Linked DNA regions of Homo sapiens: region 2 is linked to region 1. A link is a loop called in an ENCODE intact Hi-C map of the cell type or tissue named here. Cell type or tissue: HepG2. All regions are shown on one strand. Each heading gives the region's core, and the rest is flanking DNA. Links, peaks and the distances in the headings are about the cores only. Region 1 has its middle 6.5 kb from the start of PLAGL1. Region 2 has its middle 23 kb from the start of PHACTR2-AS1.

What was found. A loop is a pair of places that touch in the nucleus more often than their neighbours do. Peaks named below come from ENCODE experiments on the same cell type or tissue, not always from the same donor. Only the 100,000 strongest peaks of a DNase experiment are listed, where the experiment ranks them.
Region 2: a loop joins it to region 1, with 6 times the contacts of the local background. A loop is called at or near these places in 5 of 110 quality-filtered maps.

What each region holds. Positions count from the first base shown.
Region 1 is chr6:144,008,299-144,021,159 of GRCh38, reverse strand. It overlaps a transcript of PLAGL1 not described here. Among named protein-coding and RNA genes, the nearest start is that of PLAGL1, 6.5 kb to the right of the region's middle. RefSeq lists a silencer at 12,665-12,714. In HepG2, for the core only: a CTCF peak has its summit at 7,563 (motif pointing right); a DNase peak (open chromatin) is centred at 7,559.
Region 2 is chr6:143,585,956-143,598,816 of GRCh38, reverse strand. It overlaps a transcript of PHACTR2 not described here. Among named protein-coding and RNA genes, the nearest start is that of PHACTR2-AS1, 23 kb to the right of the region's middle. In HepG2, for the core only: a CTCF peak has its summit at 6,319 (motif pointing left); no DNase peak of the experiment used is centred there.

The sequences.
Region 1 (12,861 bases), core at 3,300-11,299:
TAGTTCTGTTTCTGTGCTCTACATTATGCCCAGTTGTCATGTCTCAATGATTTTGTGGGAGGAGCATAGTACAGGCTATGGAATCATAAAGAGAGTTTTAACTTTATTATTTACTGGCTGGAAGATTTTTGGCACATTCCCTAACCTCCCTAAACACTGTGTCCTCATGTGTACCATGTATGTCTTAACCAGCTCATATATACATATATTTGTTATATATATGTATTTTATATCTATAGTTTTATATTAAATATATTTATATTATAAATTATATAAATTATACTATATATTTTATATTATAGTAATTATATTTTATATATATTATATTATATATAATATAATATATAAATATATATAGTTATATGTTTGTTTTATATATATAGATATATAAAACAAATATATAGAGTGGGTGGTGGCCGGGTGCAGTGGCTCATACCTGTAATCCCAGCACCTCAGGAGGCTTAGGCAGGAGGATCACTTGAACTCAGGAGTTTGAATTCAGCCTGGGCAACATAGTAAGTCCTTGTCTCTAAAATAAATAAATGAATAAAATTAACATTAAAAACAAACAAAGGGCCGGGCGTGGTGGCTCATGCCTGTAATCCCAGCACTTTGGAAGGCCGAGGTGGGTGGATACAAGGTCAGGAGTTCGAGACCAGCCTGGCCAACATGGTGAAACTCCAACCCTACTAAAGATACAAAAAATTAACTGGGTGTGGTGACCCGCACCTGTAATCCCAGCTTCTCGGGAGGCTGAGGCAGGAGACTTGCTTGAACCTGAGAGGCGGAGGTTGCAGTGAGCCGAGATTGCACCATTGCACTCCAGCCTGGGTAACAGGGCGAGCGACTCCGTCTAAACAAACAAACAAACAAACAAACAAACAAGGAAGTGTCCATAGAGTAGGTGGCTAAAACAACATGAATTTATTTCCCACAGTCTGGGAGCTGGGAAGTGCAAGATTAGGGTGCTGTCAGATTCAGTGTGTGGTGAGGGCTCTCTTTCTAGTTCGTGGACAGCGGTCTTCTTGCTTCCTCACAGAGTGGAGAGAGGGAGAGAAGGAGGAAGTGAGCTCTCTGGTGTAAGGGTACTAATCCCATCATGAGGGCTCTATCTTCATGACCTAATTACCTCCCAAAGACCCCATCTTCAAATACAATCACATTGGGGATTATGATTTCAATATACTAATTTGCAGGGGGACACAAATATTCAGCTGGATTTCTGGTCAATATTAGGCATACCTTGGTTGGGAGCTATGCATTTCTACATTTGTGGGAGTTGTTCCAGCAGTTCCTACCAGCTTGAATAAAGGAACATCATAATCAGATGGCTGAATCTGAGCTGGAGGGTTTTCCTTTTTTTTTTTTTAAGTAACTTTTTTGTGGTTTTGAAATTTTTCAAAACAAAAAGCTGGAAGAACAGTACAATGTGCTCCCCTACCCCCCCACTTAGATTCAGTAATATAGAATGCCTACTTATTTTGCTGAACCGATTGAGGTTAAACTAGATTTATGATTGTTTAACTACATCAGCATTTGTCTCCTAGGAACAATGACATTCTCCTACATAACCACAGGACTATTATTACACTCAGGAAATTTAACATTAGTACAATATTATTATTCAATGTTGAGCCCATGTTCAAGTTTATCCAATTGTTCAATGTCTTTATAGCATTTTTTTTTCCTCAAGAGAGTCTCCCTCTCTCACCCAGGCTGGAGTGCAGTGGCGCCATATCGGCTCATTGCAACCTCCGCCTCCCAGGTTTGAGCAACTATCCTGCCTCAGCCTCCTGGGTAGCTGGGATTACAGGCGCCCACCACCATGCCTGGCCAATTTTTGTATTTTTAGTAGAGACGGTGTTTCACCATGTTGGCCAGGCTGATCTTGAACTCCTGACCTCGTGATCCACCCACTTGGCCTCCCAAAGTGCTGGGATTACAGGCATGAGCCACAGTGCCTGGCCTTTATAGCATTTTTTAAAAATCCAGGGATCACTTTAGAATGAAGTATTGCATTCAGTTTAGTGGTTGTAATCTCATTTAATCTGGAATCTCAGCGTTTGTCTTTATAACATTGATGTTTTTGCAACATAGTCTAGTTTGTTGTTGTTGTTGTTGTTTTAAATATAGGGTCTTTCTCTGTACCCCAGGCTGGAGTATAGTGGTGCGGTCATAACTCAGTGCAGCCTTGATCTCCTGGGCTCAAGTGATCCTCCCACCTTAGCTTCCCAAGTTGCTGGCATTACAGGCATGAGCCACTATGCCTCGCTCTTTATTAATGTCCCTCGACTTTGGTTCATCTAATTATTCCATCATTAAGATTTAATTTGTGCGTCTTTGGCAGGAATACTACATATGTGATGTGTCTTGATCAGTATATCACATTAGGAGGTACATGTCAATTTGTGGCATTACTGGTGATATTAACTTTTTTTAAAGTTCTTGCAGAGAGAATTTAGATGTTAGAGTGAACATCACTTTTAAAAAAATTATTTTTCTTTAAATTGATGAATAAAAATGATATATTTTATGGTGTCTAACATGTTTTTATATTTGTATGCCTTGCCAAATGGCTAGATCAAGCTAATTAACAAATCCCTGATGTCACATACTTATTTTTTGTGGTAAGAATACTTACTAAAATCTGCAATTTTCAAGTATACAATAAATTATATTAACGATAGTCACCATAGTGTACACTGGAAATCTTGAACTTATTCCTCCTTACTGAAACTTTGTGTCCTTTGACCAATACCCGCTACCCCATCCTCTCACCCCCGCCAGCCCCTGGTAACCAGCATTCTACTCTCTGTCTACTTCTATGAGTTTCACTTTTTTATACTCTACAGGTAAGAAAGATCATGCTGTGTTTGTCTTTGTGTCTGACTTATTTCACTTAACATAATGTCCTCCAGGCTCATGCATGTTGTTGTAAATGATAGGATTTCTTTCTTTAACTTTTTTGAGACTATATAGACTATATAAATATCCTATTCCTCTTCAATGTTCCCCGAAGTAGTTTTAGCATCCATTGATAATTCATGTATTCATTATTACTCTGATGGCTACAAAATGTAACTTTTTAAAATTATTCCTTCTGTGCTCATTCATTAGTGGGGCTGGAGCTTTGGAGTTTGGTTTGGTGCAAGGACAGGATGTCAAGATCTGGACAGTGGTGAGAAAATGATTACAATCTTGAACCTTGTGGTGTAGGCTGGCTAGGGAAGGAGTGGAAACAAGGAGGGAATCCAGTGAAGGAGACTGGAGAGTCTTACTGCAGTCAGAGTAAACATCCTGTGAGTGAGAGAGTGAGAAACCAGGAAGAGCAGGAAGTTATGATCAGAGGTGGGAATTTTGGAGTTGAAGATTTCCAGGGGAGAGCAGATCCTGGTTGTTGAAGTCTACGGGTTTGCCATGGATTCAGGGAACTGTTTAAATGGAGAGGAGGTTTTCCATTAGGAGGAAGTGAAGGAATTCTAAGACTAGGCTATTGAATAAATCACCCACATGGTTGTCTAATTGGCCCAGGATGATGGGGCAACTAGCAGAGGCATTTAACCACCCAGGTGCCAAAGTCCTCCCTTGAGCAGGCTCGATAATGAGTACATGGAAAAACTTTATCACGTAAAGTAGGACATTTTAGTAGAGGTGCCAGACTTCACCTTGTGAGTCTTCTATGTTGACTAAATGTCAGTCAGTTGAAGATAGAAATGGACATTAGTCAGTTTTGCTTGGGGAAAACTTCAAAGATGTTATCATGGGAGCCCTTGTTGGGGAAGTGATACCTAGATGGAGAAGTCATTGCAAATAGTGGCAAGAGGAGGGAAGGGGGCAGGAATCCTCTGAGCCAAGATTACAGTTTCAAAAAAAGGAGAAGAGACTTGAAGTTTGAGGATGGCCAGCAATAAGACCAGCAAGAGGTAGTTTGGCCAGAAGCGATGCGCTTTAAAAAAAAACTACATATGTATACAGGTTTTTAAGGGTTATTTATATTGTGATTAGAGAAAATTAAATCTAAGCATTTGTTGAATATCTGTTGAGTTGAACACACTAAAAGATTTTTTCGAGTTTTTATGGTGCACAATCTGTTTGAAGGACTGTAAATGCCATAATGAGGCTGTTCTCTGTGGCTGCTTACTATTATAAAAGAACACTGGATTAGGAGTCCAAGAGAAGGCTCTAGGTCAGGTTTCACCTCTGCCACTGACACCCTCACAGGTTAGAAAACAGACTGATAATGCACAAGAGAGTGCTAATGAAAAAGCTCACAACAAAAAAAACAGCAGAAGGTCAATTCTAATTCAAATTGCTGGTAATAGAGATAAAACCAATCTCATGTGATTTCTCCTCATCCTATCCAAATAAGAAAGGAAATAATTTAATGACACTTACTGAAGTATGATTTGCATGTAATCAAGTGGATGTATTTTAGGTGTATCATTCAGTGCAGTATGACAAATACATAGCCCCAATGCAATCTTCTTACTAACCAAGAGGTAGAACATTTCTATCACCTTGTAAAATTCTCCAACACCTCCCCTCCTTCCACTGTAGAAAACTATTGATCTGCTTTAGAAAGACTATAATTTTGTGTTTCTAAAATTTCCTATGAATGGGACCATGTGTCGTTTACATATTATGATGGTTAATACTGACTGTCACCTTGATTGGATTGAAAGATACAAAGTATTGATCCTAGGTGTGTCTGTGAGAGTGTTACCAAAAGAGATTAATATTTGAGTCAGTGGTCTGGGGAAGGCAGATCCACCCTTAATCTGGTGGGCATAATCTAGTCAGGTGCCAGCGAATGTAAGGCAGGCAGAAAAATGTGAAAAGGAGAGACTGGCCTAGCCTCCCAGCCTACATCTTTCTCCCATGCTGGATGCTTCCTGCCCTCTAACATCAGACTCCAAGTTCTTCAGTTTTGGGACTCGGACTGGCTCTCCTTTCTCCTCAGCTTGCAGACAGCCTATTGTGGGACCTTGTGATCATGTAAGTTAATACTTAATAAACTCATATGTATATGTGTGTGTATATATATATATACACATATGTATATCTCTTATTAGTTCTGTCCCTCTAGAGAACCCTGACTAATACAATATGATTTCTTTGACTCCGCACAGTGTTGTTGTTGTTTTGATTCATCTGTGTTGACAGTATCAGCAGTTTGCCCATTTTATTACTGATATTTGAGTTGTTTTCAGTTTGGAGAGAATATGAATATTTGCATTTAAGTCTTTCCACAGACATGTTATCATTTCTCTTGGATAAAATACCTAAGACTGAGATTGCTGGGTCATATAATAAGAGTATGTTTAACTTTATAAGAAACTTTCAAACTGTTTTCCAAAGTGGCTGTATCATTTTATATTTCTTCTAGCAATGTGCGAGAGTTCCAGTTTTTCCACATTGTCACCAACCCTTGGTATTTTCAGTCTTTTCAACTTTAGCCTTTCCAGTGGGTATGTAGCGGTATTTCACTGTAGTTTTGATTTGCATTAATCATTGGGGAAATGATGTTTAATGTCATTCTTGGACTTCTTGGCCCTTCACATGTCTTATTTAGTGAAGTGTATTGTTTATTGTATTATTGGGTTCTTCAAATATTTTAGTGCAAGTCCTATGTCAGATATATGCATTGTGAAGACTTTTTCCCATGTGGCTTAGATTTTTTTCCTTAATGGTCTCTTTTAAAGATCAGGTTTTATTTTAGTAAAATCCAATTGCCAGTTTATTCTTTTAGGGTCATTGCTTCTTGTGTCCTGTCCAGCCAGTCTCTGCCTATCCCTAGGTTTTCTTCTAAAACAGTGTTGTCAAACAGAAATATCATGTAAGCTAGATAGGTAATTTAAAATGTTCCAGTAGCCACGTTTTAAAAATAGTTTAAGTTACTTTGAATTATATGCAATATATCTAAAATATTATTTCAACATGTAATCAATATAAAAATTAATAGGATATTTTACATTTTTAAAAAATCCCAAGTCTTTGAAAGCCAGAGTATATTTTACACTTGTAGCACATTTCAGTTTGAACTAGCTACGTCATAGCCATACATGGCTTATGGGTACTGTATTGAACAAGGTGATTCCAGAAGTTTTATAGTTCCTGCTTTTTATTTAGGTCTGAGATTTCACTTGATTCGTTTTTTGTGAATGGCGTGAAATGCATGTAGAAGTTTATTTTTTTCTCTATATAGATAACCAGTTCCCACACCATTTATCTCTTTCCAATGGAATTATGTTATACCTCTGTCAAAATACCAATAGATCTAGGCTGGGGACAGTGGCTCACACCTGTAATCTCAGCACCTTGGGAGGCCGAGGTGCTCAGATCACTTGAGTCTAGGAGTTTGAGACCAGCCTGGGCAACGTGGCAAAACCCTGTCTCTACTAAAAATACAAAAATTAGCTGGGTGCCGTGGCATCTCTCTGTAGTCCGAGCTATTCTGGAGGCTGAGGCAGTAGAATCACTTGAAACTGGGAGGTGGAGGCTGCAGTGAGCCGAGATCATGTCACGGTACTCCAGCCTGGGCGACAGAGCCAGACTGTGTCTCCAAACAAACAAACAAACAAAACCCAATAGATCTTATGTGTGGGTCTATTTCTGGACTCAATACACTATTGTTTTTTCTTATGTCAGTACCCTGCTGTCTTTTGTCAGTACCCTACTGTCGGTACCCTTATGTCAGTACCCGACTGTCTTTTTTTTATTTTTATTTTTTTGAGACAGAGTCTTGCTCTGTCGCCTAGGCTGGAGTGCAGTGGTGCAATCTTGGCTCACTGCAACCTCCACCTTAAGGTTAAAGCAATTCTCCTGCCTTAGCCTCCTGAGTAGCTGGGATTACAGGTGTGCACCACTATGCCTGGCAAATTTTGCATTTTTAGTATTGATGGGGTTTTGCCATGTTGGCCAAGCTGGTCTTGAACTCCTGACCTCAAATGATCTGCCCGCCTCGGCCTCCCAAATTGCTGGGATACAGGTGTGAGCCACCATGCCCAGCCATTACCCTATTGTCTTGATTAGTCTAGCCTTATAGTAGGCGTAAAAATCAGATAGCATAAGCCTTCCAACTTTGTTTTTCTTTTTAAGATTATTTTTTCTCTTCTAGGTTCTTTTCATTTCCATATAAAGTTTAGAATCAGCTTGTCAATTTCTATAGCAAAGCTGACATGGATTTTGCCCATGTCAACTTTGACATGAGGACTGACTGATGACCCTCGAAAATATTTGTGTCCTAATCTCTGGAATCTCAGAATGTAACCTGAGTTGAATAAAAGGGTCTTTGCAGATGTGACTTAAGTTACGGATCTTGAAATGAGGAGACCACCTTCAGTTATTTCAGTGAGTCCTAAGTACAGTGACATCTACCCCTATAAGAGAGATACACACAGGAGAAAGCACATGGCACGCACAGAGAAGGCGTTGTGAAGATGGAGGCAGAGATTGGCATGCTGTGGCCGCAAGCCAAGGAAGCCGAGGAAGCCAGGGAATGGCAGTGGTCACCAAAAGCTGGAAGTTGTGAGGAAGGAATCTCCACTAGAGCCACTAGATGGCGCCTGCGGCCTTTGCTGATATCTTGATTTCAGACTTCTGGCCTTTCGGACTCAGAAAATAAATTTCATGTTTTATGCCACCAGTTTGTGGTAATTTGTTATGGCAGCTATAGGATAAAATATAGCCACTATCTGGCTAAGGAAGTTCCATTCCATTCCTAGTTGTCATTTTTTTCAGGATGGGGTGTAGTTGTCAAATGCTCTTTTTGCATCAATTGAAAATAACATTTTCCCCCTCCATTATTTTGTTAATGTGGGCATAATCTGTATGATTGTCTGCCCATGTGGTATTAATTTTAGCCCCATCATAGCTGTTACCCCTGGTAACACCTGTTCCTGAAAGTGTTGGGTCCTGACACATTGTATCAACCTATAGATGTGTCAGCATGAATTTTCTTGTTCTGCATTTGCTGAAGAAATGTTAAGAAGTCATTCAATAGTCTGCAGAATAAAATGGAATCTCCAAATACTTAGAGAAAAAGTGTGATTATGGAATTTGTCCTGAGGGGTTCTGTCTACTACAGTGACCACGCTGGCAACCCTTGGGTCCAGTTTGACCTGGAGAAATACTTCATGTGGCCTCTGCAGTGTTTCCAAAATTAGAAGATTTTATATTAAAATGTTAGATAGCATACTTCCCTTGAAAATTATGCAGATGTGGCAACCCTGCCCTGAGTTCAAACATGGCAGCCATTGGCCTGAGCTGAGCATCTGCCCCTTACACAAAGAATGTCCTTTTCACTTTACCACAGTCCCATTGTTCCTCACTGTTTTAAACTTTGTAGAGATTTGAGTTTGCAACCCCTGCTCCAGAAGCTTTGCTAGGGCATGCTGTAATGCCAAAGCATGCGTCATTGAGGGAAAGCTCAGGAGAAAAAGAGTGTGTCACAGCTACCAGGTCAACATAGTCATGTTCAAAGAGACCACTGTGGAAATAACCTAAAGATAAAAAAGGATTTCATATAGTTCATTACCAGTGAGAAAGAAAGACTGCTTGACTGACTTCTGGATAAAGATGGCACAAGGAAGCACTAAAAAAATCAAAATTAAAATACTAAATCATCCAGGCATGGTGGCTCACGTCTGTAATCCCAGCACTTTGGGAGACTGAGACAGGCGGATCACCTGAGGTCAGGAGTTTGAGACCAGCCTGGCTAACATGGCGAACTTCCCCCCAACCCAGCACCCCCATACCAGCCTCTACTAAAAATACAAAAATTAGCCGGTTGTGATGGTGCACGCCTATAATCCCAGCTACTCAGGAGGCTGAGACAGGAGAATTGCTTGAACCCGGGAGGCAGGTTGCGGTGAGCCAAGATCATGCCACTGTACTCCAGCTTGGGTGACAGAGCGAGACTCTGTCTCAAAAACAAAACAAAACACTAAATCACCCAAAGGAAAGAAAGCAACAAAAAACTTACATGCTGCAACCAAAGAAGAAAAAAGTACAACCTTATAATGTAAAATTTGAGAATTGATAGCAAAAACAAAGAGAACAGAAGATTCTATGGAGGCGTGCTTTGTCTCCAGATGAACCTATGTCTGCCCAGCCCTCCACCCACCGCTGCAAGACATGTTGAGGAAAAAGATGATCAGACCAAATCCTAAGAATTCTCACAAACGTCCCCCAATGTGGAAAGGCAGGGCACACCTGTGAGATGTTGAGGAACCTTTGCATACCACTGTTGGATCTTGCCAGAGGCAGGAAAGTTTCCCACTTTCTGGGATACTGTGCTGAACTGAGCAAATGAACTGAAACTCTGAGGCATGGGATGTTCCCTTGGCTAGCTTGAAGTCCAGCTGCCAGAGGACTTAAAGGAATCTCAGATGTGAAGGTTGAGTTCCTCCAGCAAGCTTTATACTCTGTCTGAGCTGAATTCCACACATCCCCTTTTCCCCCACCTCTCCTTGTCCGAAAAACCTTGGATCACAGAACAAGTAGATAGAAACAACATTCAGCCCTGAAAAAGCAGCGTATTCAGATATATAATATACATGGGACATTAGAAAAGAACATAATCTATAAATTGGAAGATCATACTGTATGCTGGGGGGAAAAATTGATCTAGAATAACTGACACAGAGGCATAGCCCAGATAAGAATACTAAAGGGTATATTAATGTTAAAGAATTCTTCAGGTATCCAAGCAGAAAAATCAAGCCACCTCCAAGGGGAAAATTACATGGGATTAAGATCTTTCCACAGAAATCTTTGAAGCATTTCTCTAATGACCAGTAATGATGAGCTTTTTTCATATGTTTGTTGGCCACATAAATGTCTTCTTTTGAGAAGTGTCTGTTCATATCCTTTGCCCACTTTTTGATGGAGTTGTTTTTTTCTTATAAATTTGTTTAAGTGCTTTGTAGATTCTGGATATTAGCCCTTTGTCAGATGGATAATTGCAAAAATTTTCTCCCATTCTGTAGGTTGCCTGTTCAGTCTGATGATAGTTTCTTTTGGTGTGCAGAAGCTCTTTAGTTTAATTAGATCCCAATTGTCAATTTTGGCTTTTGTTGCCATTGCTTTTGGTGTTTTAGTTATGAACTCTGCCCATGCCTATGTCCTGAATGGTATTGCCTAGGTTTTCTTCTAGGCTTTTTATGGTTTTAGGTCTGATGTTTTAAGTCTTTAGTCCATCTTGAGTTAATTTTTGTATAAGGTGTAACGAAGCGGTCCAGTTTCAGTTTTCTGCATATGGCTAACCAGTTTTTCCCAACACCATTTATTAACTAGGGAATCTTTTACCTATTGCTTGTTTTTGTCAGGTTTGTCACAGATCAGATGGTTGTAGATGTGTGGTGTTATTTCTGAGGACTCTGTTCTGTTCCATTGGTCCATATATCTGTTTTGGTACCAGTACCATGCAGTTTTGGTTACTGTAGCCTTGTAGTGTAGTTTGAAGTCAGGTAGTGTAATGCCTCCAGCTTTGTTCTTTTTGCTTAGGATTGTCTTGGCTATACGGGCTCTTTTTTGGTTCCATATGAAATTTAAAGTAGTTTCTTCTAATTCTGTGAAGAAAGTCAATGGTAGCTTGATGGGGATAGCATTGAATCTATAAATTACTTTGGGCAGTATGGCAATTTTCATGATAATTGATTCTTCCAATCCATGAGCATGGAATGTTTTTCCATTTGTTTGTGTCCTCTCTGATTTCCTTAAGCAGTGGTTTGTAGTTCTCCTTGAAGAGGTCCTTCACATCTCTTGTAAGTTGTATTCCTAGGTATTTTATTCTCTTTGTCGCCATTGTGAATCAGAGTTCACTCATGTGTTGGCTCTCTTATTTGTCTACTATTGGGGTATAGGAATGCTTGTGATTTTTGCACATTGATTTTGTATCCTGAGACTTTGCTGAAGTTGCTTATCAGGTAACATCTCATGCCAGTTAGAATGATAATCATTAAAAAGTCAGGAAACAACAGATGCTGGAGAGGATGTGGAGAAATAGGAACGCTTTTACGCTGTTGGTGGGAGTGTAAATTGGTTCAACCATCGTGGAAGACAGTGTGGCAATTCCTCAAGGATCTAGAACCAGAAATACCATTTGACCCAGCAATCTCATTACTGGGTATATACCCAAAGAATTATAAATCATTCTACTGTAAAGACACATGCACACGTATGTTTATTGAAGCACTATTCACAATAGCAAAGACTTGGAATCAACCCAAATGGCCATTGGTGATAGACTGGATTAAGAAAATGTGGCACATATACACCATGGAATACTATGCAGCCATAAAAAAGGATGAGTTCATGTCCTTTGTAGGGACATGGATGAAGCTGGAAACCATCATTCTCAGCAAACTAACACAGGAACAGAAAACTAAACACCGCATGTTCTCATTCATAAGTGGGAGTTGAACAATGAGAACACATGGACTCAGGGAGGGGAACATCACACACTGGGGCCTGTTGGGGAGTGGGGGGCTAGTGGGGTAGGGATAGCATTAGGAGAAATGCCTAATGTAGATGACGGGTTGATGAGTGCAGCAAACCACCATGGCATGTGTATACCTATGTAACAAACCTGCCCGTTCTGCACATGTATCCCAAAACTTAAAGTATAATAAAAAAATAAATAAAGCAATTGCCATCTTGTTCTGTTAGGTTTTGAAGGAAGGTGTGAATTGAAAATATTTACCCAACTCACTTTTTATTTATGTATAGAGAAAAACACCAGATCTTCTCAAACATGGCAGCACTCTATAAACCCTCCTTAGGAATATGACTTGAAAATGAAGGAAGTCCATCAAGAACTAAATAAAAATAAAAATTCAGGGATAGATAAGTTACAGTGAATATCAAATTCATTTAAAGATAGAATTAAGACAACATCTGGAAAAATAAAGTTGCAGAGCAATTGCAAATGTTCTCATTGCTAGGAAGCCGAAAGTAACAGAACTAATGGAAATTGAGAGGCAGGGTTACCCCCTAAAGGTAGGTGGAGGTGTATGATGCTAATTAACCTCATCTTTCAGAGCTATGAGACTTTCTAAACCCGAACATGTAGTGAGCTCCTTACACCTCTCTTAATCTTTTTACGTAATGCTTATAGGCCTTTTAAAAAGCACGTCTTTTAGGGAAGAAAGCAATAGAGATTCCCTTCAGTTTATTTTTCTTAAATTCCAGTAACATGAAAAATTTGAAATTATATGAAGCAGACGTAGTGTGATACCGTAATTAGAAAATTACTTCTGTCTACCCTTTCTGCGTCTTCGTTTCTTCAGCTGTGAGACGGGTATTTCTCCCAGTGTTGCTGTGAGGATTACACGTATTTACCTGCAAAGTGCTTAGGACAGTGCCTGGCTCACGGTCAGTGCTCACGTTTGGGCAGCTGCACTTGGGCGCTGCTGGCACAGGAGGTAAGTTAGTTTGGCCTATTGCAGCGTCCCAGCATCTGTCGCGTTTCTCATGTGTGATTGGGCTCTGGCGGCCCATCCTGGCGGAGACTTCGGCTAGCAGGCCCCGCTGCAGACCCCAGGCCGGCTCGGGTCTACCTGCGCCAGCGCTGTACCTGGGCGACCTTGGCTTTGCCCCCACCGGTGACCCGGCCCGCAGGACGTGTGGGTGCCGCTCAGCTCCCCCCGCCTCGGCCGCCGACCCCCAGCTCCCCGGCGGGGCCTCCTCCTGCCACGTGACGCCCCCGCCAGGGGCCCCAGCGCCCTCCTCGCGGCCGCGCCGTTCCGGCTCCCGAGCCCCGCCTGCGCGCGGCCTCCTCGGCGCAGCCATCCTCTTGGCTGCCGCGGGCGGCAAAGCCCACGGCATCTGCCATTTGTCATTCAGCCCGTCGGTACCGCC
Region 2 (12,861 bases), core at 1,828-9,827, 420 kb after region 1:
GAGGTCTAGTGATTCCTCTAAGGGGGTCATAGAAAGTTCCTGGGAGCCATAAAAAAAGGAGATAAAACATCTGCATCTGATACGAAGGACAAAGCCAGGAAAGGCACTGGATAACAGTCAAGGTTAACCAGGTTCTAACATATCCACAGGGACATAGGCCAGGAAGGGGAAGCCATGTGGTTGTTCTTAGAGAAGTGCTTTGCCATCAGATGACTGCGATCCCTCCCTGGCCCACACTTCTGCTTTTACTTTCCTTTCCTATTATCTTTTCATCAGTATTAGTTTCCTGTTGCTACTGTAACAAATTACCACCAATTTAGTGGCTTAAAACAGCCAAAATTTACTCTGATGGTTCTGGGTCAGAAATCCAAAATTAGTCTTATCTTGTAGGGCTCAAATCAAGGTGTTCTGAAGGGCTGCATTCCTCTGGAGGCTCTGGCTTGGTCTCTTCCACCTCCTAGGCTCAGTTGCATTCTTTGGTTACAGCCTCATTGCTCCAAAATTTGTCTTCATTGTCACATTGCCTTCTCCTCTTTTAACCTTCTTGTCCCTCTTATAAGGAATCCTGTGATTACACTGAGCCCAGCCAAATAATGTAGGATCATTTCGCCCAGGATCATTAAGTCAACATCCTTAACGTCTTCACATCTGCAAAGTCCCTTTTGCCATGTAAAGTAACATATTCACAGGTTTAAGGGGTTAAGATATGGTTCTTTTTTGGGGGCGCGGGGGGCATTCTTCGACCTACTATATCATCACTGTCTTAACAAACTACATGCATCAAGTCACCTTAACTAAAGTTGCCTCTCCCCAGGAACAGGCTCAGAAACAGCCAAAGCCCCCACCGCTACTTCCGTAGGTGCACCTGAAGTCTTGCGTGCTGAGTAACAGGTAGAAAATATGGCAGGTGGTAGGAGGAGCATCAGGAAGGGCACCAGCAATGGGCTTTGAGCAGGTAATGAAAGAGAATTTCTCAGGATAAAATGGTAGCGAAATTATAAAAAAGAATGTCAATATAATGGACCTGGAGGATTTCCAATAATCTAGCTCTATATGGCATTCCAAAGCCTGGGTCCAGCATGTTCAGTGGCTTAAAGGAAGAAGTGTTTAGGTCAATGCTGAATAAAGACTTTAAAAACCTCTATGCTAGAACACAAATGGAACCATGTATTGTTTGAAGGGGGAATCAGATCTCCTTAATCCTTTTATCACTGGCTCCCATCAGGAAAAACAGACAGCAGAAGAGGAATCCAAGAGTCCAGGACAAATTACAACTGAACTCTGCAAAGATGACATATGTAATACACCTTATTCCAAACATGTTTGCTCACATTTGGCATGTGGGTTGTAGAGAGTAGGGATTTCACTTTATTTTTAGGATGGTCTGTGGGTAGAGGATGATATTCACCTTGAATAAAAGAAATCACATTTAATGAAAATGCATGAGGTCTTTACTACTCACCTGGAAGCCAGTATTATGTTTCCGTACAACTGCTCAAGGCAAAAAAGCAAAACCACTGAGATACCCTAGACCACCTCAATATTCCTTCAAGGGAGGGACAGCAAGCAGCTCACGAATGGTATGTCTTTCATTTCTTGGAGGCTAGGTTGAGCAACTATCTTCCTGGAAGTCATTCCTGTCCCTCCCTACAATGGGTTTTCCCAAGAGAATGTGTTCTTCCACAGTGTGGAGCGTGAGAACACAGAGGGGAAAATACATGCCAAGTGTAGAAAGATCCAGAGTATAGAGCAGAAGAATGTGACCTTGATGTGCATACTGGGAGCAGAAACGCAGGAGGGAAGGAGGCAGGAGGGCTGTGCTGGCAGCAATAGGGCTGTTGCAAGACACAGGCAGAAGGCAGATGGGGCTGCTGGCCAGCAAGTAAGTTCACAGGACTTTCAGCAAGGGCTGCAGAGCCCTAGCAACAGCCCCAGAGTTGGACGCCATGATTCTTTTTATTTTTATTTTTATTTTTTTTGAGATGAGGTCTCACTCTGTCACTCAAGCTGGAATGCTGTGGCACGATCACAGTTCACTGCAACCTCAAACTCCTGGGCTTAAGCGATCCTCCTGCCTTAGCCTCCCAAGTAGCTGGGACTACTGTCACATACCACCACAGCCAGCTAACTTTTTTATTTTTAGTAAAATGGGGTCTCACTATGTTGCCCAGGCTGATCTCAAACTACTAGGCTCATGTGATCCTCCCACCTTGGCATCCCATAATGCTGGGATTACAGGCATGAGCCACAGTGCCCGGCCTGATGGCTGTGATTCTTACACAGAGTTTTGGTGTTTTCAAAAACATTCACTTGTCGAAAACCTATTATATTATCCACTCAAAAACACTGGCTGTTAAGCATTTATTACTGATATTCTGCTAACAATCTGGGGATACAAATATAAGTAAGAGTGTCTCTCTCTTAATGCAGTTCAGGTAAATGTGAGCCTCAATAACAAGATCACCACCAAGAAATAAACCTTCTGAGAAAGGACGACCCGCTTAGTTAGCCGCTCCCAACTTGGAAAACAGAACATACGCTAAAAAGACACCAAATGAAGACCTAGAGGAATAAAGGGACTCACAGATCTGGCTTGCTGGGGACAACAAAAGTATTTTTCATGGCCAGTTTTGCAGGCCTGAGGATCAAGATTCAATTAACATGTGGATAGTGCTATAAAATATCTGTAATTCATTTGAGATAGTTAAATTACTTAATAAGCATAATGATTAGTAAATTATCTAAATTTATAGAATCTCCGCCAACTGAATCATTCTCAAGTGTTCTTTTATTCTTTAAAGTACTATTTTAAGAGTCTCCAGTAGATAGTGCTTATACGAGAAATAGTTTGAACCATAGAAAAACTAAAAAGGAACAAACTTTTCCCTAAGTGACGCTACCTATAACCCACCCAACTCAGTAGACAGGAAGGGAGAAGGAAAAGGTTAAAGGATTAATGTTTAAATAGCACCATCAGCATGTAATGATTCACCAGTGTGTTTATCTTTGGAAAGCTAAATTAAGTAGAACATTCTGGTAACATTCTTTATTTTTATTCTAACAGCACTTTTTTCTCTCTTTAAAAACAACAACAAAACCACCTCTAGTCCTCTTCACGAAAGAGGGCTGGGTACTGGAACTAATGTAGGACTCTGTTCCCTTGAAATTTGGATACAATTTTAAATTTGTCATCTAAAATGTGGCTATTGAAATAAAATACATGGCATGGAACTTCAAGTGAGCATCAGTTTCTCAAGACACACCTTATAGCTTGCTCTGTGAAAGTCTGAATTAAAAATATGTTAGCTCATCAGTCATTTGAGTCTGGAAACATTTAAATAATTAAGCTCCAAATGCAGTCAGCACCATAGAATTCTCATGACCCAGGCCTTGCCTGCTGTGCTTCAACAGGATTGAAAAACTCCCCCGGAGCCAAGTAAATGTGGCCCAAATCCCTGCATTTTGGTCGAATGCTGGAAATAAAGTTACCTTTACTGTTAAAAAGCTAGAAAATCAGAAACCTGTCATGTACACTTCTCCCTTTACCTAATTAGCCTTTAGTGTGTCATTTGACATACTTAACTTAGTTCATATATATTTTAGTGCCCATCCTCTAATTGAACTTTTTAATAAGCAACATCATTCCTCGTCCATCTATATTTTGCATCAAATGCGTCACACCTTATGAAGGTGTCTAAATTTGTTCTTACTATGAGAATCTAAAATTGTCTTGCTTCTAAAACCTGGTTTGAAGATCTAACAGAAAAAGACTGATTTTAGGAAGCTGTATGTTATTCATAAAATCATTATGTAACAGTCTTCATTTCAGAGCTTCCTTCAGCTGATGTGTTTATACAAAGGAGCTCTGCTAAAACAAGCTGATTAGAATAAGAGGGCGCCTATGATGTCAAACATCCCCACAGACCTGACTCACCCCACCTGACAGCAACGGCAGCCAGCAATTCTGACCTGGTTAATGAGAGCAAAACAGGGCCAAGCACTTGGTAGCAGCTCCAGCCCAGTCTCTGTAGCTCAGGCTGTTGGTTCCAGATCCATGGACGGCAAACTCTAGAGGAAGCCCATGTGCGGCTGGCTAGGTATAGGCCAAGGCCAGCACTGAGGCAGAAGCCTGGGCTTGCTCCCTGGACCATAATCAAATCAGGGGCATTCCTTACTTCACTTCCCCTCCAGTAGCAGCAATACCCAGTTTTCATTCAGTAGAGAAGGAGTGGGGCTGAATCTCCACCAATCATCGTGGATTGTTTCCATATTCCACCAGGATACTTACATTGGTTCTCAACACAAATAATTAGCCTTTAATGGTTTTTCAGGTGAACAGCTCTCAAACACACTATTTTCTTGAACAAATTCATTCCACTGACACTCACTGAGTGCTGGCATAAGCCAGGCATTGGGCAGAGCAGTAGGGACTCAACAGTCAACAAGACCCTGCTCTGAGACATCATAGTGTGGTGGGGGGATAATACACATGCAATGTCAATGGTTTTCATTCATAGTACAGGTCGACTGTCCCTTATTCAAAATGTTTGGGACCAGACATAATGAGATCTTTTGGGGATGGGACCCAAGTCTAAACAGAAAATTCATTTATGTTTCATATACACCTTATACATGTAGCCTGATGGTAATTTTATTCAACATCTTTTAATAGTTTTGTGCAGGAAACAAAGTTTGTATATATTGAACCATCAGAAAACAATGGTATCACTATTTCATATTGGTTCTCAAAAAGTTTCAGATTTTGGAGCATTTCACATTTCAGATTTTCAGATTAGGGATGCTCGATCTGCAACATGGATAAAAACAGACAACTGGAATATTCTTTTAAAAAACTAGGGCTAGTTTACAGCCTTACATCCACAGTAGGGACAGCAGAGAAAAAGTATGCATTAGAATATTGTCAAATACAAGAGCATGGAGAAATGGTTGCTATTATCATAGAACTTGAATGTCACGTTTGTGTTTTTGAAGTGAGATAACATAGAGGAAGGTGTCCAGTACAGGGCCTAACACATTCACTATTTCCCTATAAGCTCCTCGTGGGCATTCAATATTTAAATGAATCAATACTTTAATCAGATAATGTAGGAATCATCTTATAAACATTTCAGTGATCTACATTTACAGATCTTCTACCTCTGAATATAAACAAAATTATGAAGAACTTCTATAGGACTTCTATAGATAAAATTAGGTTTTACTTAAATTGCTTAACCAAAGTTTCTATCATTTGGCTTTTGAATGAATTAATACCCATTCAAGATATGAAAAGAATATGTATCTTTAACCCCAAAATAAACTTGCTGTGCTGTTACTGCTGAACTAAGAGTCTCTTCTGTAACTATTTGAAGCAGAAATGAAGATATGCCAATAATCTCCAATAAACATCCTTCCAGTTTCAACTGAGATACCTTTTTTCTAGAAAGTATTCTCTGGCCTACCGAGACCAGTTAGACACCCCCTGTGTTTCCTCCTTGAGATCCTGACCTTCCATCACCCTAACACTTACCCACTTACCATATGGCATAGCAACTGTCTGGCCACTGCTCTGCAGCCCCCACAGGACTTCCTATGAGGACAGGGCCATAATTTGCTTTGAATTCCCAGCATCTAATACACAACCACACAACCTGATGCCTAGTGGATGTTCAATAAATACCTGTTCAATGAGTTTAGATGTGAAATGGAATTTTTCCTCTCAAATAGATAATCTCATGGGGGTTCCTTTTTTTTTTTTTTTTTTTTTTTTGAGGCAGGGTCTTGCTCTGTCACCCAGGCCGGAGTGCAGGTGCAGTGGCATGATCTCAGCTTACAATAGTATCGACTTCCCAGGCTCAAGCGATCCTCCCACCTCACCCTCACAAGTAGCTGGGATGTGTGTCACCATGTCCGGCTATTTTTTTTTATTTTTTGTAGAGACAGGGTTTCGCCATTTTGCAGCCTGGGTCTCAAACTCCTAGGCTCAAGTAATCTGCTCGCCTTGGCCTCCCAAAGTGCTGGGATTACAGGCTTGAGCCACCGTGCCCAGCCCAAGGTTGGGATTCTTAACAATAGCTAATTTGTGTAATGTAGACAATGAATATGGAATGAACTGGGGATGGAACCCAAGTCTAAGTAGGAAATTCATTTATGCTTCATATACGCATGGCTTTATCGATGAGATGGACAGACAGAGGGAAGGACATTACTAGGTTAATGGAAAGAGCATAAACAAACGACCGGAAAGAGGATGAGTGACCAAATCAAGGGAATGGCCCCTATAGAGTATTAGTCGATGTGAATAGCGCCCCCTGGAGTACAAGTCCTAGTGTGACTGGGACATCTTGGAATTAGGATTTCCATCCAAGGCTTTGGATGGAAAAATCTCAGTTAATTGGGGTTCCCTACCTCTTCTTAGGCTTACCTTTTCCTGAAATTGGGTAAAGCTCTAGAAAACTTACTAAACAATAGTAAACATGCAGGGGATCTGGATGGAGAGGATGGTTCATCTTACCATTGGTGTTATCCAAGCCTGCCCATTACATTTGTAGGGACTGGGGCAAGTACACAAATGGAAGCCCCCATCCCATATGCCTAAATATTTAAAAGCTGTAAATCAAGCTAACGAACTATTAGTTACCATATGTTCTATCCTCCAGCCTTAACCAATACACCTTCATAATGATCTGGAACATGGTGGCACTGAGAGAGTTGGCTCCTGGCCTGAAGCACCCACTCCTCAGAGCACCACCAGGTCTGTCCCATTGTGTCAGAGTCTGCATGCACCTCTCATATCCACAAATGCACTTCTGTCAACACAACCCACAAACAGCCATGCCCAGGCTAACCCTCGGGTCTAGGAAGACCAGAAGTACAATCTGCCTTCAATCTCCTAAAAATAGATCTAGGGAAGTGGCCCAGGAAAACCTGGAAGTGGACAAATTCCCTGTTTGAGCCAGGAATTCTAGGGCCCAAAGTAACCAAAACATGGCATAGGAAAGGATGTCTGGGTTCCAGGTGGCTCCACATTCCCTACCCTGGGAGAGATGGATAATTGGAGGAGGCCAAGGTGGCGCCCAGAGCAGGGAGGCCCCTTATGCCCACATGTCAGTGCAGCATTGGGATCGTCATCTATCGCCACTGGAATTCTCTGAGATGTCCTCAATTCCATTTGGCCTTCACAGCCCTAGGCAAGAGGTTCATGGAGGTCACTGTTGTGTCATGCCTCCTTCCTGAACTCACAGCAGCCTCAGGTCTGCGGCCTCTCTGGGCTGTGTTCATGCTGCTCTTGGAAACACATAACCCCTGGCTGGGAAAGGACCACCTTAGTCCCTCCTGGTCTCATATGCTCTTTCTCTGCTCCTGTAACAAGCTGTGGAACAGGGAACTTGATGACACTCTCCTTGGCCACCTACCTGGAACACCTAGAAAAAAACAGGAAGTTTCTCTTTCTTTCTCAACATGCTTGATGCAGGGTCATTCCAGAGTGTCCTAAATGTACCCTGGAATGGCCCACCTCCATGCTTATCTCTAAAGAATTCTTCCCACCTTTTATCTTATGCCTGGCCTACACTTTTGAAATTCAAAAGTCAGGAGCTGACTTCATTGTTCTCTGCCTTCAGCTCTGTCACGTATTCCCAAGCAAATGAACGTGGAATGTCTTGGCTGATGGGGCAAAAGGAAGCATCACAAGGCACAAAGAATTACAGAAAAAAAACCTGTTAATATTTCAAAATATTGTCTCAAATACTTACATAAAATTATCATAAGAAATGCTGTATTTTTATACAAGTACAATTCTACTTGGCCGACTGTTGGTAGGATATACACGTCGAGTTTTCATGGTAGTGGGTATGGATTTGTTCTGCTTCATTTTTGGTCTCGGCCAGTCCATCTAGTGACACGCAGCATGTGCTGGCAAGATTGTCATTGGGATAGGGAATGGGCTGAGGCCACACAACAGGGCAAAATTAACCATCCACAGGAAGGTATCATAATAGACCCTTCAAGGGAAGGGTCTAGAGGCCTGAACTTCCTTAGCACAGAAATTCAGCTATTAAGACATAAGGCTTTTTCTTTCTTAGATCTTCAGATATAACATCTAAGACAGCGTGTTCCTGTACATAGAGAGATAGAAAGAAAGCCATTGAACTCCTGGAGTGATATTTAAACCTAAAAATTGCACTGAATGGTGTTCATTTGGTGTTTTCTTCCTTTCTCTTTTTCAATAGCACCCACTTGTGATTGCAAATGCCTAATTACTGTTCAATCTAGGATGCTGTAATTAGCTTTCTAACACTGATCTTACATTAAGTCATGTAAACAGCATGGAGGAGGTGAAATGCTATGTTCCTCTTGATGAGTGTCTTAAAATAACAGACTTAAGCAACCACAGGCTGACAGACATTTTCTGCAAAAGCACATTTGAAGTCACAGACTGGCATTCTCCTCTGAACAATTCCAGAAGCTCATTAGGCCTTGCATGAAACACTGTGATGTTTTTATGAATGTGGGTCCTCCATCTTCATGGTGGTGAGTTCCTAAAAGTCATCTGCAGCACATGAAAAGTTTTACTGACTGGAAGACCAAATACGGGGAAAATACCAAACTAAAAATCCATTTTATAAAAAGACAGATTTTAATGAACATAAGGCTACCTAAAATTCCACTCTTATGTAAATCAAATTTATTTTTAAGTAAGTAAAATTTTCTTTTATCACTAAGAACCAGTAAACTAACGAATTTTAAACTCTGCTACCATGAGTTTTAATTGCTGAGCACAGAGTTTTCGTGACTATAATATTCTGTAATAAATTCAACCTGGGCATGATCATTATATTTTTAGACACATTGCTGGGTTAGGTTACGTTTTGTTTAGGAATTTGCCATCTACTTTGATAATTGAGACTAGTCTGCCATTTTCCCTTCTCCTATTATCCTTGCCTGGTTCTAGAATGAGCTGGGATGTGTATCGTCATCTTCTATAATATGAAATAGTTTGCATAAGATTAGTGCAATGGACTGAATTGTGTCCCCTCCCCTAAATTTATATGTTGAAGCCCTGGCTTCCAGGACCTTGAAATGTGACTGTATTTGGAGATAGGGCCTTTAAAAGAGATGATGGTATTAAAATGAAGCTGTTAGAGTGAGCCCCACTTCAATCTGGCTGGTGTTTGTATAAGAAGAGGAAATTTGGACACAGAGACACCGGAAGTGAACACACAGAGAAAAGACCACCTGAGGATACAAGACGGCAGTTGTATCAGTCTGTTCTCGCATTGCAAGAACTACCTGAGACTGAGTAATTAATAAAGAAAAAAGGTTTCCTTGGCTCATGGTTCCACAGGCTGTACAGGAAGCATGACTGGGGAGGCCTCAGGAAACTTGGAATCATGGCAAAAGGCAAAGAGGAAGCAGGCACGTCTTACATGGCTGGAGCAGGAGGAAGAGAGCAAAGGGTGAGGTGCCCCACACTTTTAAACAACCAGATATCGTGAGAAGTCATTCACTATCATGACAACAGCAAGGGGGAAATCCACCCCCATGATCCAATCACCTCCCACCAGACCCCTCCTCCAACACTGGAGATTACAACTGGACATGAGATTTGGGTGGGACACAAATCGAAACCATGTCAGCAGCCATCTGCAAGCCAAGGAGAGATACCTAGGAAGAGACCATACCTGCTAACACCTTGATCTTGGACTTCCAGCCTCCAGAGCTGTGAGAAAATAAATTTCTGTTATTTAAGCCACCCAATCTGTGGCATTTTGTTGTGGCAGCTCTAGCAAACTCATACGATGAGAGTGATTTGTTCCTTGAAGGTTGAATTGAACTCATAAAATCTTCAGAGTCTTATGAAGCATTTTGATCATTGATTCAAATTAGCTAATAGTTATAGGTCTTTTTAATTTTTTATTTTGTCATAAGCCAGTTTCAGTAAGCTACATTTTTTAGGAACATATACATTTCATCTGTTTTCAAATTCATAGATATCAAATTGTTTATAATATCTTCTTGCTACCTTTTAATTTCTGCAACTTCTACAGGCTTGTTCCTTTTTATTTCTAATACTGTTTTTTGTGCTTTCTTCTCTCTCATGGATATTCCCAGGTGTGTCATTTTCATCAGTCTTTTCATAGAACTGACTTTTAGTTTCGTTGATCCTCATATATTTGTTTTCTATTTCATGAACTCTTACATTTATCTTTATTACATTCTTCCTGCTTTCTTTGGGTAGATTCTGAGAAAGCCTTACTCTGAGGACTGACATTTGGGACATCTGGTTTTCAAACTCTGCTCTGCAAGACCCTAGTGACACTCTGGTGGTGTCTCAGAGGTTACTCTGGAGAGCCACTCATACCTTTGAGAATGTTCAGATCTTTTCATCAAAGCGGCTCTACTTTGATCAGTTGGGCTTCCGTAAAATTTGGGGAAAAAAGGGTTCCATTTTCTAAAAATGAAATGTTCTCAAAAATTTGAAGATTATTGAATGACCAGGCCAATGAGGTTTGTTTCTCCAACATCATAATGTTTAGTACTTGTAGACACTTATATTTCTATTGACAACATACTGGAGTTACTAAGTACCACCTTATAGCTAGGGAAAATCTTTCCATATTTGTCAATGCCAGAACCCTTTTAAATTGGGATCCTGTAATTCTATCTACTTGTATAAGATCAATGATCTTAAGTATAAAAAGGCTTTAGAAGATCTTTCACTGCCAGTAATATTTAGAATTTGTGCTGAGCATTAGACTAGTATTTTATTTTATTTTATTTTATTTTATTTTATTTTATTTTAGAGACAGAGTTTCACTCTTGTTGCCAGGCTGGAGGGCAATGGCACGATCTCAGCTCACTGCAACCACTGCTTCCCGAACTCAAGCAATTCTTTTGCCTCAGCCTCCTGAGTAGCTGGGATTACAGGCATGTGCCATCACGCCTGGCTAATTTTGTATTTTTAGTAGAGACGGGGTTTCTCCATGTTGGTCAGGCTGGTCTCTAACTCCTGACCACAGGTGATCCGCCCGCCTCAGCCTCCCAAAGTGCTGGGATTACAGGTATGAGCCACTGCGCCCGGCCAATATTTTACTTTCAATAACCCTTCAGGTAGAGTTCCCATGGGATGGATGAAAAAGTAGTGAGTCTCAATTTCAAAATAGAAAACTCTTACCTTTAAATATCTCATTCATTTTTTGAATATGACCACAAAAAACTATCTCACCTTTTTTCTCAACAAACTCTGGACTTAATCATTCCACTTGCCCCAAGAATACTCACTGGCAGTGCTTGCGGCTGCAGTGTTTGCTCCAAGATAACTTTGCCACCAAATATCTTGCTTTTATTATTATTATTGTATCGCTCTAGTATGTTGACTTTGGAAATAAAAGACATTATTCTATTTACAACATTCTGTTTTTAGTAGTGGTATTTTCATTTACAAAATATAGTAATTCTTGATCGCTGAAAATGTCAAATCCTAGAAAACGTAGCATTCCTATGTCTATGCCTGATGTTAACATCGTTCTTGAACAGTTGTTGGCCGAAGATTCATTTGATGAATCTAATTTTTCCGAAATAGATTATTCTGATGATTCAGATGATTCTGATGTTAGTTCTGTTTAGAAATAAATCCAAGAAGTTTTTATGTTCTATTTTCACACTGAAAATCAGGAAACTTGCTTCAGCCTCAAAGAGCGTGTTTATGTAAAATTAAATGAACACTGGTAGTGAGCTGTACCTTTTTTTTCTAAACAGGAAAAGGGTTAATCTAATCTTATATGAGGAGCTAACAGGCTTTCGACACAATTAATCCATTATAGTTCACTGCCACAAACCATTTCATGTTACTGAGAGGTAAGTTAGAAACAACATCAGATTGTCTTTATTAATATAAAACTTTGGACAACATAATGAGGTAGGAGGCGGGACTCGACTTCAAAGGCTGGGGCTCGAACACTGGACCAGATTGAGGACTAGTTAAAATAGGGCAGGGCAGAAGCAGTTTTCAATTAGACACTCCCACCAGGGTGCCATGTCAGTTTACCAGTACCATGGCAACACCTGGGAGTTACCGCCCCTTTTCATGGCAGTGACCCAATGACCCTGGAGTTCTTATCTCTTCCCTAGAAATTTCTGCATAAACCGCCTTTTAATCTTCATGCAATTAAAACTGGGTATAAATATGACTGCAAAACTGCCCTGGGCTGCCACTTTGCCTACTGGGTAGCCTGCTCTGCAGCAGCAGTCACGGAGCTGAAACACTGCCTCTTCAATAACGCTGTTCTCTTCTGCCTTGGGGTTGCCTTTAAGTTCTTTCCTGGGCAAAGCCAAGAACCCTTGTGGGCTAAGCTCCACTTTGGGACTTGCCTGCTCTGCATCAATAATTTATCTCATATCAGCCTTTGATTCCATGGACAAAAATAATTTGTGGATTTATCTATATGATTTCACATAGATACTCTGTAAATGTTACTTGAATGTTGGTATCATCTTTCATTGCCAAAAAGTAAAGTGTGATGGTTTCGTAGAAAAATAAGATAAACAGTCAAATGCTGTACAGCAGGACTATTAGTTACAACCCTCTCTCTCCTTCTCTCTCTCTTTTTCTACACTTGCAGCCAAGTAATTTGATTTAACATTTAGAATAATTATCATGTCTTTCCACGATGGCAAATAGATGATCGTCTGTCTTCATGCAGTTGATGTGGACCAGGAGTGGTAATTAGCTGAACTTCCTAGCTAATTACCACCAGAAAAAAAATAACAATAACAAAAATCTCAATTGCTAAGATAAAAACTTCTCTTCCATTTAATATGATGCATAAGGCCAGGGTCTCATCCAAGCACATGATAATG